2 separate regions of the Homo sapiens genome follow, and region 2 is linked to region 1. The links are chromatin loops, found by intact Hi-C in ENCODE. Cell type or tissue: endothelial cell of umbilical vein. All regions are shown on one strand. Links, peaks and the distances in the headings refer to the core of each region. The heading gives the core; the rest is flanking DNA.

Region 1 (8,337 bases), core at 318-8,317:
CATAAGAATTCTACCACATATAGTAAGAAGAGTAAAGAAGAGCCATTAAAATTAATATAAAAGGTCTCCATTTTCTTTCACTTCATTTCTCGGACATTTAAGATCAATAACAAAAATTAGGTACCTGATGTAAACTGTTTTAATGCTGTTGCTGCCCCTCTCTGAGGAAGAATTAATACTTCCTCTCCGCATTGACATTTTGCTTAGCCAATGAAATGTGAGTGGAATTGACTTGGCTCACTTAAAAGCAGAAGCTTTAAAGAGCCAGCTTATTGTTCGCCCATGTCCTCTCTCCCTCTGCTACGAGAGCAGCAATATTCCAGGTAGAGGCTGCTCCGTCAGCCTGAGTCCCTGAATGAAGGGGATATGGAGCAGAACTTCAGGTGATCCTGAAAGGACACGTGTTATGAGCAAGAAATCAACCTTTATTCATGTTAGCTACCAAGATTTGGGTGTCATTTTTTACCATTGCATGACTCAGCCTATTCTGACTAATACAGAAATCACATTGTCCACCCTATATTCATTTCCAAACACTAGCAACTGTTAATGAACACAAATAGAAGTCATCACCAGAAGCATAAAATTCCCTCCACAGAATGTCTAGAACAGTGATGGCAAATTGACTTAATCTCTCATATCAGCTCTAATGAACTCATAACGATGGCCTGAGTCAACTCTATAGAGAACGGTTCTGAAACCATGACCTTGCCTGGCAGGAAAGAGTTATCGTATTTATTAGTATGTTTCCAGTAGAAGGAGGGGTAATAAGCTGTCCATCCCTGGCCCATGAGGCACAACCTGTCCTCACTATCATTTCTGTTTTTTTCTGATTTTGTACAGGAGGCATTGTTTTTTAAATATACCCAGAAATAACAGAAACTAGTGCATAAAACATTTAGGCTAATAAATAATTTCATTTAACTGATGAAAGGAAGAGAAAAAAAGTGTTACTATCAGAGCTGACCACAGAATTCCTCCTCAGCAAGAGAACTGTCTTTGTTAGAAACATCTCTAGTGGACTTTTTAGTTATTAAGATGGCCCTCTAGACCAGGCCTGGATGGTTGGCCTGGGGAGGAAAATAGTGAAACTTTTATATCAGAAATGCACAGTGATTTTTGGAGTTGGAGCTGAATGAGCCATGAAGAAGCAGGGAAAATCCCAAGAAGAGGGCCAGAAGGTGTCCCACTGCATGGCAGGAGGCTGTGGGGAAGGCAGGACACAGGATGCGCCCTCAGAGGACAGAAAGGCTGAGGACTTTTGAGAACTGGGATGGTTGAGTATGCAGTTCAAAGTGTTTTACCCTTCTATTCTGTAATCTAACATCCCTAACCATGACCACACATGCGCACACATACAAACACACAATTATGGGTTGAATTGTGTCCGCTGAAAATTCATATGCTAAAGTCCTAACCCGCAGTGCCTGAGAATATGATCTTATTTGGAAATAGGGTCATTGCAGATATAGTTAATTAAGATGAGGTCATAGTGAAGTAGGGTAGACCCCTAATCCAATGTTACTGTGGTTATACAAGGAGGAAATCTGAACACAGACACTCACACGGTGACAGCCATATGAAGACAGGAGTGATGCTGCCACAAGCCAAGAAACTACCAGAAGCTGGAGGGGAGACCTGGAACAGATCCTTCCCTAGCACCTGTTAGAAACAGCATAGCCCTGCAGACACCTTCATCTCAGGTGTCTAGCTTCCAGAACTGTGAGACAATGAGACAAGAAATTTCTATTGTTTAAGCCTCTCAGTTTGTGTTACTTTTTATGGCAGCCCTAGGAAATTAACACATATGCACATGCACAAACATGAATGCACACACACTTATGCACACATATGCACGCACACACACATGCACACACTCATACGCACACACACTCATGCACAGACACATGCACACATGCACACACACTCATGCACACACATGCGTGCACATACACACACCGGTGCCCAAATCTTCATTAAAGCTTGCACCACACGCACAGCCATGACCAGTGGCAGTCTGGAGACTGAGGGGTTTGTATGGGAGTTGAGTAAGTACATAGGCTATGCAAAAGGAACGAGATATGCAGAGGCAGAGCCCAGAGTAGATGCCAGAAAGGCAGTGGAAGCAGAGACTCGTGGCAGAGGGAGCACAGGTTCCTTTCACATGCCCCACTAGCAAGAATTCTCAGAGCTATTGGGCAAGTATTGAGACGGAGCAGGGACCCCTCTTAAGGGCTTGCAGCACCCTCCTCCACCCCCAACCCCAAGCAGGGAAATAAAATCTTGAGTTCCTTCAAGGGAATTTACAGTCACCTAGCTAGCCTTGACAAGTAAATGAGCAATTTGATAAGCAAGACGGTAACAGTAGCTTAAAACAATAGCCAAGGAAGTTAGAGTCACACGAATATTTGGTTCCCAAGAGAAACTAAAGATAACACCTTAGCATATATTCTTGAGTTGTTTTTCAGAATTTGGACCTCCACTAAATGGGTACACTGGTACAGAGACCTCTGATAAGGGGGAACTGAGGACTGAACTCCGACCGCTGTTCTAAACTTCTTTCTGAGGCTCCGGAGGTGCCGGGATTGCAGACGGAGTCTGGTTCACTCAGTGCTCAATGGTGCCCAGGCTGGAGTGCAGTGGCATGATCTCGGCTCGCTACAACCTCCACCTCCCAGCCGCCTGCCTTGGCCTCCCAAAGTGCTGAGATTGCAGCCTCTGCATGGCCGCCACCCCGTCTGGGAAGTGAGGAGCGTCTCTGCCTGGCCGCCCATCGTCTGGGACGTGAGGAGCCCCTCTGCCTGGCTGCCCAGTCTGGAAAGTGAGGAGCATCTCTGCCCGGCCGCCATCCCATCTAGGAAGTGAGGAGCGCCTCTTCCCGGCCGCCATCCCATCTAGGAAGTGAGGAGTGTCTCTGCCCGGCCGCCCATCGTCTGAGATGTGGGGAGCGCCTCTGCCCCGCCGCCCGTCTGGGATGTGAGGAGCGCCTCTACGCGGCCGCGACCCCATCCAGGAGGTGAGGAGCGTCTCTGCCCGGCCGCCCCGTCTGAGAAGTGAGGAGACCCTCCGCCCGGCAGCCGCCCCGTCTGAGAAGTGAGGAGCCCCTCCGCCCGGCAGCCGCCCCGTCTGAGAAGTGAGGAGCCCCTCCGCCCGGCAGCCGCCCCATCTGGGAAGTGAGGAGCGTCTCCGCCCAGCAGCCACCCCGTCCTGGAGGGAGGTGGGGGTCAGCCCCCGCCAGGCCAGCCGCCCCGTCCGGGAGGGAGGTGGGGGGGTCAGCCCCCCGCCCGGCCAGCCGCCCCGTCCGGGAGGTGAGGGGCGCCTCTGCCCGGTCGCCCCTACTGGGAAGTGAGGAGCCCCTCTGCCCGGCCACCACCCCGTCTGGGAGGTTTACCCAACAGCTCATTGAGAACAGGCCATGATGACAATGGCGGTTTTGTGGAATAGAAAGGGGGGAAAGGTGGGGAAAAGATTGAGAAATCGGATGGTTGCCGTGTCTGTGTAGAAAGAGGTAGACATGGGAGACTTTTCATTTTGTTCTGTACTAAGAAAAATTCTTATCCTGTTGATCTGTGACCTTACCCCCAACCCTGTGCTCTCTGAAACATGTGCTGAGTCCACTCAGGGTTAAATGGATTAAGGGCGGTGCAAGATGTGCTTTGTTAAACAGATGCTTGAAGGCAGCATGCTCGTTAAGAGTCATTACCACTCCCTAATCTCAAGTACCCAGGGACGCAAACACTGCGGAAGGCCGCAGGGTCCTCTGCCTAGGAAAACCAGAGACCTTTGTTCACTTGTTTATCTGCTGACCTTCCCTCCACTATTGTCCTATGACCCTGCCAAATCCCCCTCTGCGAGAAACACCCAAGAATGATCAATAAAAATAAATAAATTAATTAATTAAAAAAAAAAAGAAGTTAAAAAAAAAAAAAGATAAATTTCTTTCTGAGGGGCCTGGAGGAGATCACACCCAAGAGCCAAAACTAACATTATTTTCTGCCGATCCCAAATGTTTAGACAAAGCTCCACCTCCTTAACCAATCACAAATCAGCAAATCTTTGACTCCACCTACGACCTGTGGGTGCCTGCTTCAAGATGTCTCACCTTTTATACAGGTCAAACCAATGTATATCCTGCAAGTTTTTTGTTTTTGTTTTTGAGATGGAGTCTCACTCTCACCCAAGCTGGAGTACAGTGTTGCAATCTTGGCTCACTGCAACCTCCGCCTCCCAGGTTCAAGCAATTCTCCTGCCTCAGCTTCCCAAATAGCTGGGATTACAGATGCATGCCACCATGCCCGGCTGATTTTGTATTTTTAGTGGAGACGGGGTTTCAACACATTGGCCAGGCTGGTCTCGAACTCCTGGCCTCAAGTGATCCGCCCTTCTCGGCCTCCCAAAGTACTGGGATTACAGGCATGAGCCACTGTGCCCGGCCAGCCTTCCTGTATTGGTTTATGATTTTGCCTGTAAGCTCTGCCTTCCTGCCTTTAAAAATCCTTACCTGTAAGCTCTTGGGGAGTTTGGGTCTTCAGCCTGAGCTGCCTGATTCTCCTTGCTTGGTGCCAGGCAATAAATGCCTCACTTTCTCTCGCTGCAATCCCGATGTCAGTGTTTGGATTTTTGTGCCAGGCAAGTAGACCTAGTTGTTTGATAACAGTATTCGGGGTACCTACTGCATAATGTCAAGTGGGTGTCTCTGGTTCAGGCAGTGAGTAGTGTAAGTAACGAGCGATTGAAGGCAAAATGGCTCGCTGCCTGTTTCCGTACAAAAGCAGCCCTGGCAACAATCCAGACTGATCTGTCCTTGGCCTATTCATTATTCTCTGCGCAGTGATAATGAGTTTACTGCTTTGTGGGCTTTTAGGTAAGGGGAAGAGATGAGCTTGGCTTAATGCCTGCTGACTCATAAGACGCAGGGGCCCTGGCCTGCCTCTGATGGGATGCATGCACTTAAATCAGGAACAATTTCTATTTCCTCTCCAGCAAAAACGCTGCGAGGGGAGGCTAGTCAAGCATGCAGAGCTGGAGACCTAGGAACTCTATCTCTGCTTCTGGGGACTGGGGGTAGAAAGAAGGAAAGAGCAGGCACAGTCCTTCCTCAAACCTCCCCTTTAGCTGCTCTACAAACATGCTGCCGCTAAAAAGCATTAGAGCTGCTGCTGATTCCTATCAGGAAGGAATTATACTAAGCACGCCTAGCATTTATGAAAGGCTGCCTATCTTTTGTTAGGCATTATCTGGATGCAAAAGCGAATCAACAACCTTCCACTCCTTAAGGAGTGTGCAATCCAGAAGGGAGTGTAAACAATGAAATGTAGGACAAGGTTAAATGAAACACAGGCCAAATTGTTATGGGCATTCAGAAGAAACACTGTGTCTTAGCTTTGTCTTGGGAGATCAAGGAGGGCTCCACACAGAAGGTGGCATCTGAAGGCTAGGAAGGATTTCCGAAGACAGAGAATCGAAAAATAACATTCTCAGCTGAGGGAACTATAGGAACAATGATACTCAGAGCTTTTTCAGAGCCTGGAAGTGTCATTTGGGAACTGAAGATGGGAAGGTTTATGTTTGTTTGCCCAGGCTCAGGAATTTGTGTTTTATTCTAAACTCAGTGTGGAAAACAATGCAGATTTGCGGAAGCATGGAGTGAGGTAAACTTTACATTTTAGCAAGGTGATCTGGGTTCTAGAAATGTACCTGAAATTTACTAAGCCCCTGAGCATGGCTAGGCACTATACTAAAACTTTTAGACATTGTCTCTTTAGGCAATTGCTTTTAATGTCCTTATTTTGCAGATGGGAAGACTGAGGCTGAGTGAGATTAAACATCATGGCCAAAGTTAACTTCCGTTAGCAGGTCCTAACATCACAGGTTTTGCAGCCAGTACCACTTACAGTTACTGTATCGAAGTCTTTTTTTTTCCCCAAGACCAATGTAAAGATCAAGGCTATATAAGAGGACGCTTTTTTTTCTTTTCTTGAGACAGAGTCCCCCTCCGTCATCCAGGCTGGAATGCAGTGGTGCAATCTCGGCTCACTGCAGCCTCCACCTCCTGGGTTCAAGTGATTCTCCAGCCTCGGCCTCCTGAGTAGCTGGGATTATGGGTGCCCACCACCACACCCAGTTAATTTTGCATTTTTAGTAGAGATAGAGTTTCACCATCTTGGCCAGGCTAGTCTCGAATTCCTGACCTCAGGTGATCCTCCCACCTCAGCTTCCCAAAGTGCTGGGATTACAGGCATGAGCCGCCGCACCTGGCCCCATTTTATTCGCTCCTTCCAATACAAGCAAACCTAGGGATACAACCAGAAAACTGCCACGTGAGGCTAAAATATGCTCTTGCTCCTTCAGAAAACAGCACAAGTTCATCAGCCCAGAAAGTTCTCAAACATTCTCAGGACAAGGGACACTGAGTCCAAAGCCTATACTTTTAGCCACAGCACTATTCTGCCTCCCAGTATACAGTCCTAGTATGGTACTTTTCAGCAGAAATCCCATATGTCTTCCAATATTCTTTAAGACAGTACTCTTGAGGCTAAAATATTCTAAACAAAGAGCTGAGTTTCCAACAAAAAGTGCTTTAGAAAACTGAGTTGCACAGAGAATGGGGTGCATAGAAATCTGGGGCATGCACAGCCAAATAACTTGGGTCTGTAAACATTTATCAGATTATTTTAAAGTGATTTTGCAACATTTCCTCATCAAATGCCTTACAGTTCTGGAAAAGGGCAGATATAAGAATTCCTTTATCACTTGGTCAGGTTTACAGATGGAGACACCAAAGCAATGAGAGTTTTAAGAGGCGCTCAGAAAGTCAGTAATCTCAGCACTTTAGGAGGCTGAGGTGGGAGATCATTGAGCCCAGAGTTTGAAACCAACCTGGGCAGCAAAATGAGACTCTATCTCTACAAAAAATTAAAAAATTAAAAATTAAAAAGTCAATAGCAGGGCTAAAGAGAAATCTAGATTCCTGATCTTGAAGCACATGGTTAAATCGAAAAATCATATCTCCATGGGCATCAAGGAGATAGAAATGGGGATGGAAAAAAGGCACTGTCCTTTCTCTTAAAAGTAATATGCACTTTTATAAAATACTCTTTTTGTAAGAAGTAAAATATAAATGTTCATTGTAGAAAATTTGGACAATACCAAAAGTTCAAAGAAGAAATGAAACCCACCAATAAGCTCGGTACCCAGAAATATCCCCTGTGAATGTTGGTATATTTCCATCCAGGAGTTTATGTGCTGTTATCATTTAGAGACAGACAGCCCTTCCATTCTACTCCATTTTCTGAGAGCAGGAATCTGAAAGGTAGATCTCAATCAATAATTGATGCCCCCACTGCATGCCCAGCACTATGCCAGGCACCATGGGGTCAGAAGGAAGACTGCACTCCTCACTCTAAGAGGCTACAGTCAGTTAAAGAGATAATACACAGACCCAGAATCAGGGAGCTGGCAAGAGCATCATATGAGCAAACTGGCTGCAGGAATTCAGAAAAGGAAAGCTGGCTGGGAGAGGCTTAATGGAGGAAATGATCTGGAGCGGAGGTATGAACAACGTTTAGACTCAGGATTGCAGAAAGAAGGAGAAATGCACTCTGGGGTTGAGCAGGTGGAAGATGGGACAAAAACAGCATGGACCAAGGACAGTTGGCTTGGTTCCTAAGGATATTGGCCTGGGTTTAGAGATTAGAGGGTGTGAACAGAGGCCCTAACATCACAGGTTTTACAGGCAGTGCTACCCACAGTTACTGTACCAAAGTCATTTCTTTTCCAAGACCAATGCAGAGATCAAGGCTATATACGAGGATCCATTTTATTCACTCTTTCCAATTCAACCAAACCTAGGCATGCAACCAGAAAACTTCCACGTGAGGCTAAAACATGCTCTTGTTCCTTCAGAAAACAGCACAAGTTCATCAGCCTGGAAAGTTCTCAAACATTCTCAAAGCTGATGTCCAGGAAGTGCTAGGTCAGGGCATGTGCTATAGGAGGGACCACAGGGGAAATGATCGTACAAAATCATGGCACAAAGTCAAAACCCAGCATGCACCAGCCAAATCCTGCACATATGCCAAAAACTGAATTCTGCCACCTTAGTAACACTGAAAAAAAATATATCCTGGGTAAGAGGTGGTGTGATATCTGAGAAAATCCCAAGGTTGTATCTTGGCAGCTCTATTCCCGGTGTGACCTTGTGCAGTGACTTAATTGCTTTGCCCTTCAATTTCCTCATCTGTAAAATGAGGATAATAGCACCTGCCTCATACTTCTGATGTAAAGATTAAATGAAGTAATGTATACAAAGCACCTTACACCACATCTGGCCATTGA
Region 2 (8,337 bases), core at 278-8,277, 100 kb before region 1:
GCCCCATTCTAAGTAGCATTATGAAATCTCATGCCATCCAGCTTCATCTCACCCAAGATGTGAATCATCTCTTTGTCCAGCATATCCACACCACATACACTCCTCACCTGTTCGTCACTTAGTAGCTATCTTGGTTAATAGATTGAAAAAACATAGTTTGGTTGACCCTCGAACAACATGGGTTTGAAATGTATGGGTCCACTTACACGTGGATTTTCTTCTGCCTCCCACACCCCTCAGACAGCAAGACCAACCCCTTCTCATCCTCCTCCCCTTCCTCCTTAGCCTACTCAATATGAAGAAGGTGAGGGTGAAGACTTCTTTTATGATCCATTACCACTTAATGAATAGTAAATATATTTTCCAGTTTTTGTGATTTTCTTAATAACATTTTTTCTCTAACTTACTAAGAATACAGTATATAATATATATATATAAACCTAAAACAATGCATCTTAATAGGTAGTTCATGTTATCAGTAAGTTAAATTTTAGAGGAGTCAAGTTATATGTGTGTGTGTGTGTGTATATATATATATATATATATATTTTTTTTTTTTTTTTTGAGACAGAGTCTCGCTCTGTCACCCAGGCTGGAGTGTAGTGGTGCAATCTCGGCTCACTACAACCTCCGCCTCCTGGGTTCAAGCGATTCTCCTGCCTCAGCCTTCCAAATAGCTAGGATTACAGTAGGCACACACCACCACGCCCAGTTAATTTTTGTATTTTTAGTAGAAATGGGGTTTCATCTTGGTCAGGCTGGTCTCGAACTCCTGACCTCAGGTGATCCACCTGCCTTGGCCTCCCAAAGTGCTAGGATTACAGGTGTGAGCCACCGTGCCTGACCATATGTGGATTTTTGACTGTGCAGGGGAATGGGCACCTCTACCCTTCACATTGTTGAAGGGTCAGCTGTATATATAGGGTTTAATACTATTTGCAGTTTCAGGTGTCCACTGGAAGTCTTGAATTGTATCCTCCACAGACAATGAGACTACTACACACATGTGTGCTTAATTGAGATATAATTCACAAACCATACAATTCACCCCTTTTGAAGTGTACAATCCAATGATTTTAGTATGAGTTGTGCAACCATCACCACAATTTATGAATATTTTTATCATCACAAAAAGAAATCTCATACCTATTAGCAGTCAATCCTCATTTTACCCCAGTCTCCTTACTTGGAAATGACTAATCTACTTTCTGTCTCTATTGATTTGCCTATAGAGACAAATTGATTTATGCCTGGGGCACCATCACCAAAAGAAGAGGAAATGGATGCAAGCCTTCCCAGAACAACAGGTGAGTACCACAGCATGCAACTAAATAAACTGCATCTCACCTTCGGAACAGAGCTTGGTGGGTGGGGGAGTCTACTACTTAATTGGAATCAGCTGCTGCAGTATTAATTCATGGTCATCCGATTGGGCTCAATGACCTACCTGTGCCCTAAAACAGTCATGTTCATCTTTTTTTCTCTCCATGACTTAGTAGTTTCTTGAACATAGTGAGTGTTCAGTAAATAGTTTAATTGACTAGAATTTACTCCCCCAGGTCAAACAAATTTTCAACCCATATTGTGTAATTAAAAAGGAGACCTTAGGTAGTGTATTCTTGACTAACAGAATAAACAAAAGTAAAGCTTAGAGTGAATAACTATGCCACTTAATATTAGTCAAATGTCCATTTACAGTAGAACCAAGGAAGGACTGTCTCAGCGATGACAGAAACAAAACTCAAATTCCTTGAACAAAGAAGGGACTAATTTATTGCTTGATGTCACAGAAAAGTCCAAGGAGAGTTTGGCTTCAGGCACAGCAAGATCCAGAGACTCAGGAATCCCTCACTCTTGCTCCCACCCATGGCCCTGCTTTCCTCTGTCAGCGTCATTCTCTGGAAGGCTTTCTTTGGGAGTTTCCACCAATAGATTTAGGCTTTCACCCTATGAGATTAGTAACCCTAGCTAAAGGGGGAGATCTCTTTCCAATAGTTCTAGCAAAAGTCTGGGGTTGATTTGAATTTGGTTGAGCTTTGGTCACATGCCGACCTCTGAAAAACCACTGTGGTTTTAGGAGGAAGGACTATGTCAGTTTCTGAGGCTCCAACTACATACGTACTCCTGAAGCCAGTGATGGGGTCAGCTCCCTTCTGTGTCATATGGACTAAAAGTGGGAAAGAGGTTATTGCCCAAAGGAAAACTGGAGTAATGTTACCAGAGAAAGAGAGAACAGACACCAGGCCGCCATCAAGTACAGACGAGCACTGTAGCAAGCAGCTGAGTGAAATGCATCTCATCTTCATAACAGAGCCTGGGCTCTCCTTTACTGGAATCAGCCAGGTGCTGTATAAAATGCACAGGAATCTGACCTACCAGGGCTCAAAACCAAGCTCTGAGCCCAATTGTTGTACAACCTTGGGCCGCTTTGCTGACATCTCTGGAACTCAAGTTCCTCATATGTAAAAAGGAGGGGAATGAAAGTTACCACTCAGGGCTATTGCAAAGAGTAAGTGAAATAGATTTACGAGAGAATGCAGCTATCATAATCATGTGGTTAATGCTCACAAAACATCTTCTCTTCATTGTTCTCTACTTTTAAAACTTGCTTTTTTTTCTAGAAAGAGTCTCGCTCTGTTGCCAGGCTGAAGTGCTATGGTGTGATCTCAGCTCACTGCAACCTCCGCTTTCTGGGTTCAAGCAATTCTCATGCCTCAGCCTCCCGAGTAGCTGGGATTACAGGCACATGCCACCACGCCCAGCTAATTTTTGTAATCTTAGTAGAGATGGAGTTTCACCATGTTAGCCAGGCTGGTCTTGAACTCCTGACCTCAAGTAATCCGCCAGCCTCAGCCTCCCAAAGTGCTGGGATTACAGGTGTGAGCCACTGTGCTCAGCCAAAAAACTTGCATTTTAAAGAAAGTTTTCCAGAACTGGGCTTGTTCCATTCAATAAGTAGATTGAGTTACAACTATGCACTTAGCTTCATGTGACACTGAAGGGAATATGAAGAAGAAAGAAGACAAATTCTGCTTATACTCTGATAGGACGACCTCTGCTATTTTCCTTCTGAAGCTTTGCAGAGAGCAGTGAATTGTAATGAAAGGAGATTTGGGAGTAAAGACTCCGTGAGGTATTGAAGTCTCTAGGGGAACCTCATTATAGCATTCCTCTTCCCAGCCTGGATTCTGAACAATTTGAGAAATAAAAAGCAAATGTGAAGCACACTGAGGCCAAAGTATCACCTTTAGAACCAGTAAAGATGAATTGGAATTCCAGGCATGGCAGGCCAAGGCAGACATCATCCTTAGAGGCAGAGTCCCTGGAGGGGAAGAGGAAGGAGATAAAGCTGAAGCAAGCAAGCCAGGGCAAGTCACTTTGACACCCCAGGGACAGAAAGGGACCAGGAGTATGGTCAGCTGCAACTAGGAACTGGGGAAAGATGTTCCCGCATCACTGGTTTTTTCCGCTCCTCAGATGCGTGACGTTGGATGAGTCCATTAATCCCTCTATCCATTATCATCTTTTCTAAACCAAAGGATTTTACTAGATCATCTCTGAAATTTCTTCCAGGTCTACAGTGGTATGATTATATAAATTACTAGACCCATAGTAAATCATCTAAGAGCTCATATGACCTTATTTAGAAAGGAAATTACAAATCTTTTACACTTGGATCTGGAATTGCTTTTGTAAATGTGAAGCTACTATGAGTTGAATTACACTTTTGTTTCAGAGATTGACTTTATGAAGATCCTTAGGAAGTTTTAAAGTTGAATAAGATTCTTCTTCTTACCTTTAATCATCACTTTTACATCTCATTTGTGGAGAATCAAAAGTCACTGGAATCAAAAGTCACTGACCCACAAAGTGTCTTCCTCTTGCAAGATGGGCAAATGGATCCACAACAACATAAAACCCAGCATCACACTGACGGTTACAGATCTGTTTCTGCCGGGTTGAGTCTCCTGGCCACCAGAATCCCAGAGCTCTCACCCAGGCTGAGATGCAAAAGCCACAAGCACAGTGGGGAGAGAGGAAAATAAGAGAAGGAGCCCATGACTTTGAGATGTGAAATAAAGGAGAACCAACAATACTCTGTGCCTACTCATGAGCACCTCGGTGTACTCCAGAACTTTCATTTCAAAAAGTTAAATAGGAACCTTTGTCCAGAGATTGGCTCAGATGTTCTCATTAGATCTTAGCTTGAAGCCTCTTCTGCCAGTTCCTCCCTGTTTTTATAGTAAGTCTCATAAGGCATGGTCCTGGACCCACAGCCCTGTATCATATGGAAAAATGATGCAGGCCGGGCATGGTGGCTCATGCCTGTAATCCCAGCACTTTGGGAAGCCAAGGCGGGTGGATCATTTGAGGTCAGGAGTTCAAGACCAGCCTGGCCAACATGATGAAACCCCATCTCTACTAAAAAAAAATACAAAAATTAGCCAGGCGTGGTGGCGAACGCCTGTAGTCCCAGCTACTCAGGAGGCTGAGGCAGAAGAATTGCTTGAACCTGGGAGGCAGAGGTTGCAGTGAGCCGAGATCATGCCACTACACTCTAGCCTGGGCGACAGAGCGAGACTCTGTCTCAAAAATAAATAAATAAAATAATTAATTAAAAATGATGCGGAACAACAATGAGTTATGTTCAACTCATTGAAAAGTTGTGTTGCCAAGAGTGTGAGTATGGTTGGAAAGATTAATGAAAGGTTTGTGTTTCGGTTTGTGGCTTTGGTCACTGCTTGCCTCTCTGCCTCTTAAGCTGCCCATTCGATTCAAATTAAGCAGTGTTTCTCAGACTGTGCCTGCCAGCATGCTGTACATGCAGCTGCTGCCTTCCATCCATCACAGCCTAACTTACCCCCGCTCCAAGTTCCAGGTCAGCCTTTCCTGATTGCATTCCTTGTCCCTGTCATGCTTCAAGCTGCCCTCCTTCTGGCTATTCATCACCCAGCAATTGTTGCTGTTAGCTGTCTTTCTCACATGACCAGTCCTGCAAAGTGTGCCAGACAGGAATGCCAGTGGGCTGGCTGCATGCCAGGATGTTGCCTGGAATTTGTTAGTGCTCTTAAGCACCATGGATAAATGCCGCTGGTGAAACCTTGTGTGAAGTCAACTTGCAATATCTAAGGACATCTAAGGCCCAGCTCTTTGTCTACGAAGTTAGAAATCATCCTTGAGTCTATGTCTGAGCTGCCATATGAACTAGTGCTTAAATATAATACAGGCTCTTGAGTCAGACTACAGGGGCCTTCCAGCAACCTGAGAAGTTACTTTAGCTCTGCTCTGTTTCATACCTCCAAGAGTCATTTTGGGGACTGCATGAGTTAATGTATGTAAAGCATGTAGAACAATGCCTGTCACATTAAAAGCCCTATGAGTGTTTGCTATTGCTATTTTTCCACTCACTGCTTATTGTGCTTAGATTGACCACTTCAGATCATTTATTTATTCCTTTAATCAATACTTACTGAGTGCCTATGATATTCTGGGCATTATGTACAGTGATCCATTTGCTTTACGGTAAGCTTTGGCATGGTCATCTGGAAATCCTTTTGCACTCTTGGTTGTACTTATTATGGAGGCAGTAAGACCCCAGAGAAGAAACCACTGACCAGTGCTGATCCTTAGGCAGCCTGTCTTGAGGCTCCCATGCTCCCAGAACAGCACAGAAAGAACAGAGGCAGACAGGGGTCAGTGAAAGAGACAGTGTGAATTCAAGCAGATGTTGGCCCCTTCCCCTAATCCTCTTCTATCTGGAACTTTGAGGTATTTCCACGCAAGGGGGAGGTTGAAGGGAGAATAGGGACAGAAGAAGGTGGAGGTATGGAGAAATCTTGCAAATGACTAAGCTTAACTTTATGCCAATATGGTAAGATAAAAGTTCAAAATGGAATTAAATTGATTTAGAGAAAATCACTAGGGTAAAGCATATAAAATTGCTGATATCTGACAATTTTTGACATGCAAAAACATCAAATTGATGTTGTTCAACCTATAAAAGGTGCAATATTTCATGTACCTCCCAAGTTCGCAGAAAACATTCATAGTTGCCACACCTGCTTTAAATTTTTCACTGTCTTAGAAAAGCTCAAATATAAGAAATCTTCATCAAGACTTTCTCTCCTTAAATTGAAAACTAAAGACAAATTTGGGAACATGGCTACCTGTGTTAGAAATTTGATGAATGATAGCTCTGAAGCCTAGATAACAACTGACATGTGGAAGTCTTACTTATTCACCCTATAAACCAACATCAACTGATTAGATTTCCTTTCTTTAGTCCAATTTCTAACTGAATCCCAGTAATACTCCGTCACAAAATAGGTTTATTAAAAAGCTCAGCAATATTAGAGCTTTCCAGAAATTTTCAAGGATCAAAGTAAATGGTAGGCTGCATTCCTGCCAATTTCTTCATCCTCACTAAATGTTTAGGTATAGTCTCATCTGGTTGGCTACAGAGAACAGTTACTTTTTTTTTTTCTTGAAACAGTCTCGCTCTGTCACCCAGGCTGGAGTGCAGTGGTGCAATCTTGGCTCACTGTAAGCTCCCCTTCCCGGGTTCACGCCATTCTCTTGCCTCAGCCTCCCCAGTAGCTGGGACTACAGGTGCCCACCACCACGCCCAGCTAATTTTGTTTTTGTATTTTTAGCAGAGACGGGGTTTCACCGTGTTAGCCAGGATGGTCTTGATCTCCTGACCTCGTGATCTGCCCGCCTCAGCCTCCCAAAGTGCTGGGATTACAGACATGAGCCACTGCCCCCAGCCCAGGCACATTTTTTAAGGGTGACTCTCTGTATCACCAAGACTATAGACAGTCCATCTAAAATGAATGCCAATGCATGTGTTACACATCTTAAAAACAAGTGTACCCAATGTTCAAGCAAATTCTCCATCTAGAAATTTACTTGAAGAAGATAATTAAAGACATACATAAACATTTAGGTGCAATGGTTGTATCAGTCAGAAAATAACTAGCACATTCAAACCAAGATAATTAGAGTGGTGTTCATTCATAAAGATGTGGAGGAGTTGTAGAAAAACTGCAAGGGATAGTGCAGGTGCCCAGGGCTAGCAGCAGCAGCAAAGCTATTGCCACCCTTAGGCCCAAAAGAAAGGGATGGGTTCTGAGAACTGGGAAGGAAGTATTGTATGGAGGTGGCCACCTTGAGAAGAGTGCTCTTCAGTCGAGGAGTACAGCCAGCTCTAGGAGCCCTCATAAGGAAAGAACCAGGGGACTGACACTCTGATCTCGCCCTCCTCCCTCCAATCTCCTGCTGGGGAGAGGTATTGCCTGAAGCTGACCGGAAGTCAGAGGGCAAAGGAACCAGTTAATGTAATCCCTGAAGAAGAGTAGAGCCGAGAGAAAGAAGGAAAAGGGTAGAAAGTGGATATGGAGGAATGAACAAGAGAGATCTGGCATAAAGATGTTCATGGAGCACTGTTTATAATAACATAACATTGGAAATAATCCCAAACTAGAAGGAAATATAAACAATTTAAGGTATATATACCAAGTGAAGTGCTATGCAACCATTCCAAATATTGATGCAGAAAAGCTCACAAAACTGTATAATGTGATTTACCTTTTCTTAAAATAGTATGTATGTATATAGATATGTGTTTTTCTATGTATTTACATACATACACAATAAATGCACACACATTCATAAGAAAAAAAGACTTAAAGTACGGCCAGGCACGGTGGCTCATGCCTGTAATCCCAGAACTTTGGGAGGCCAAGGTGGGCTGAGGTCAGGAGTTTGAGACCAGCCTGACCAACATGGAGAAACTCCAACTCTACTAAAAATACAAAAAATGAGCCAGGCATGGTGGCGCACATCCAAAATCTCAGCTACCGGGGAGGCTGAGGCAGGAGAATCACTTGAACCTAGGAGGCGGAAGTTGCAGTGAGCTGAGATGGCGCCACTACATTCCAGCCTGGGTGACAGAGCAAGACCCTGTCTCAAAAAAAAAAAAAAAAGACTTAAAGCATATAAACCAAGATGTAAATAGTGGTTATCACAAGGAGAGTAGGATTATAGGTAATTTTATCTATATATTTTTTTCTTTTTGAGCAGGAAAAGTTTAATGTAAAGAATTATTGACTGTAACAGGGCAACAGAGAAACAAGGAGTTGGCTAGTTAAAAGTAAACAGAATGCCAAAGAATCTGAGAATGGCAGGTATGAGCAGCCACAACCCCTACGTCTGAGATCAATTACCCAGGAAGAAGCCCTCTCAGAGCTCAGATCTAGATGTTGGAGATGGTACAGCTGTGGTTTAGTAGCTGGCAGGGAAGTTACCATGCTACTGTGCTGCTGTGCTGCTGTGATG

What was found. Hi-C counts contacts between places; a loop is a spot of excess contacts. Peaks named below come from ENCODE experiments on the same cell type or tissue, not always from the same donor. Only the 100,000 strongest peaks of a DNase experiment are listed, where the experiment ranks them.
Region 2: a loop joins it to region 1, with 13 times the contacts of the local background. A loop is called at or near these places in 9 of 110 quality-filtered maps.

The regions. Positions count from the first base shown.
Region 1 is chr14:55,451,264-55,459,600 of GRCh38, reverse strand. No RefSeq gene overlaps it. Among named protein-coding and RNA genes, the nearest start is that of TBPL2, 15 kb to the right of the region's middle. In endothelial cell of umbilical vein, for the core only: no CTCF peak of the experiment used is centred there; DNase peaks (open chromatin) are centred at 550, 4,850 and 7,970; H3K27ac peaks cover 846 bases.
Region 2 is chr14:55,554,059-55,562,395 of GRCh38, reverse strand. No RefSeq gene overlaps it. Among named protein-coding and RNA genes, the nearest start is that of KTN1-AS1, 22 kb to the left of the region's middle. In endothelial cell of umbilical vein, for the core only: no CTCF peak of the experiment used is centred there; a DNase peak (open chromatin) is centred at 5,015.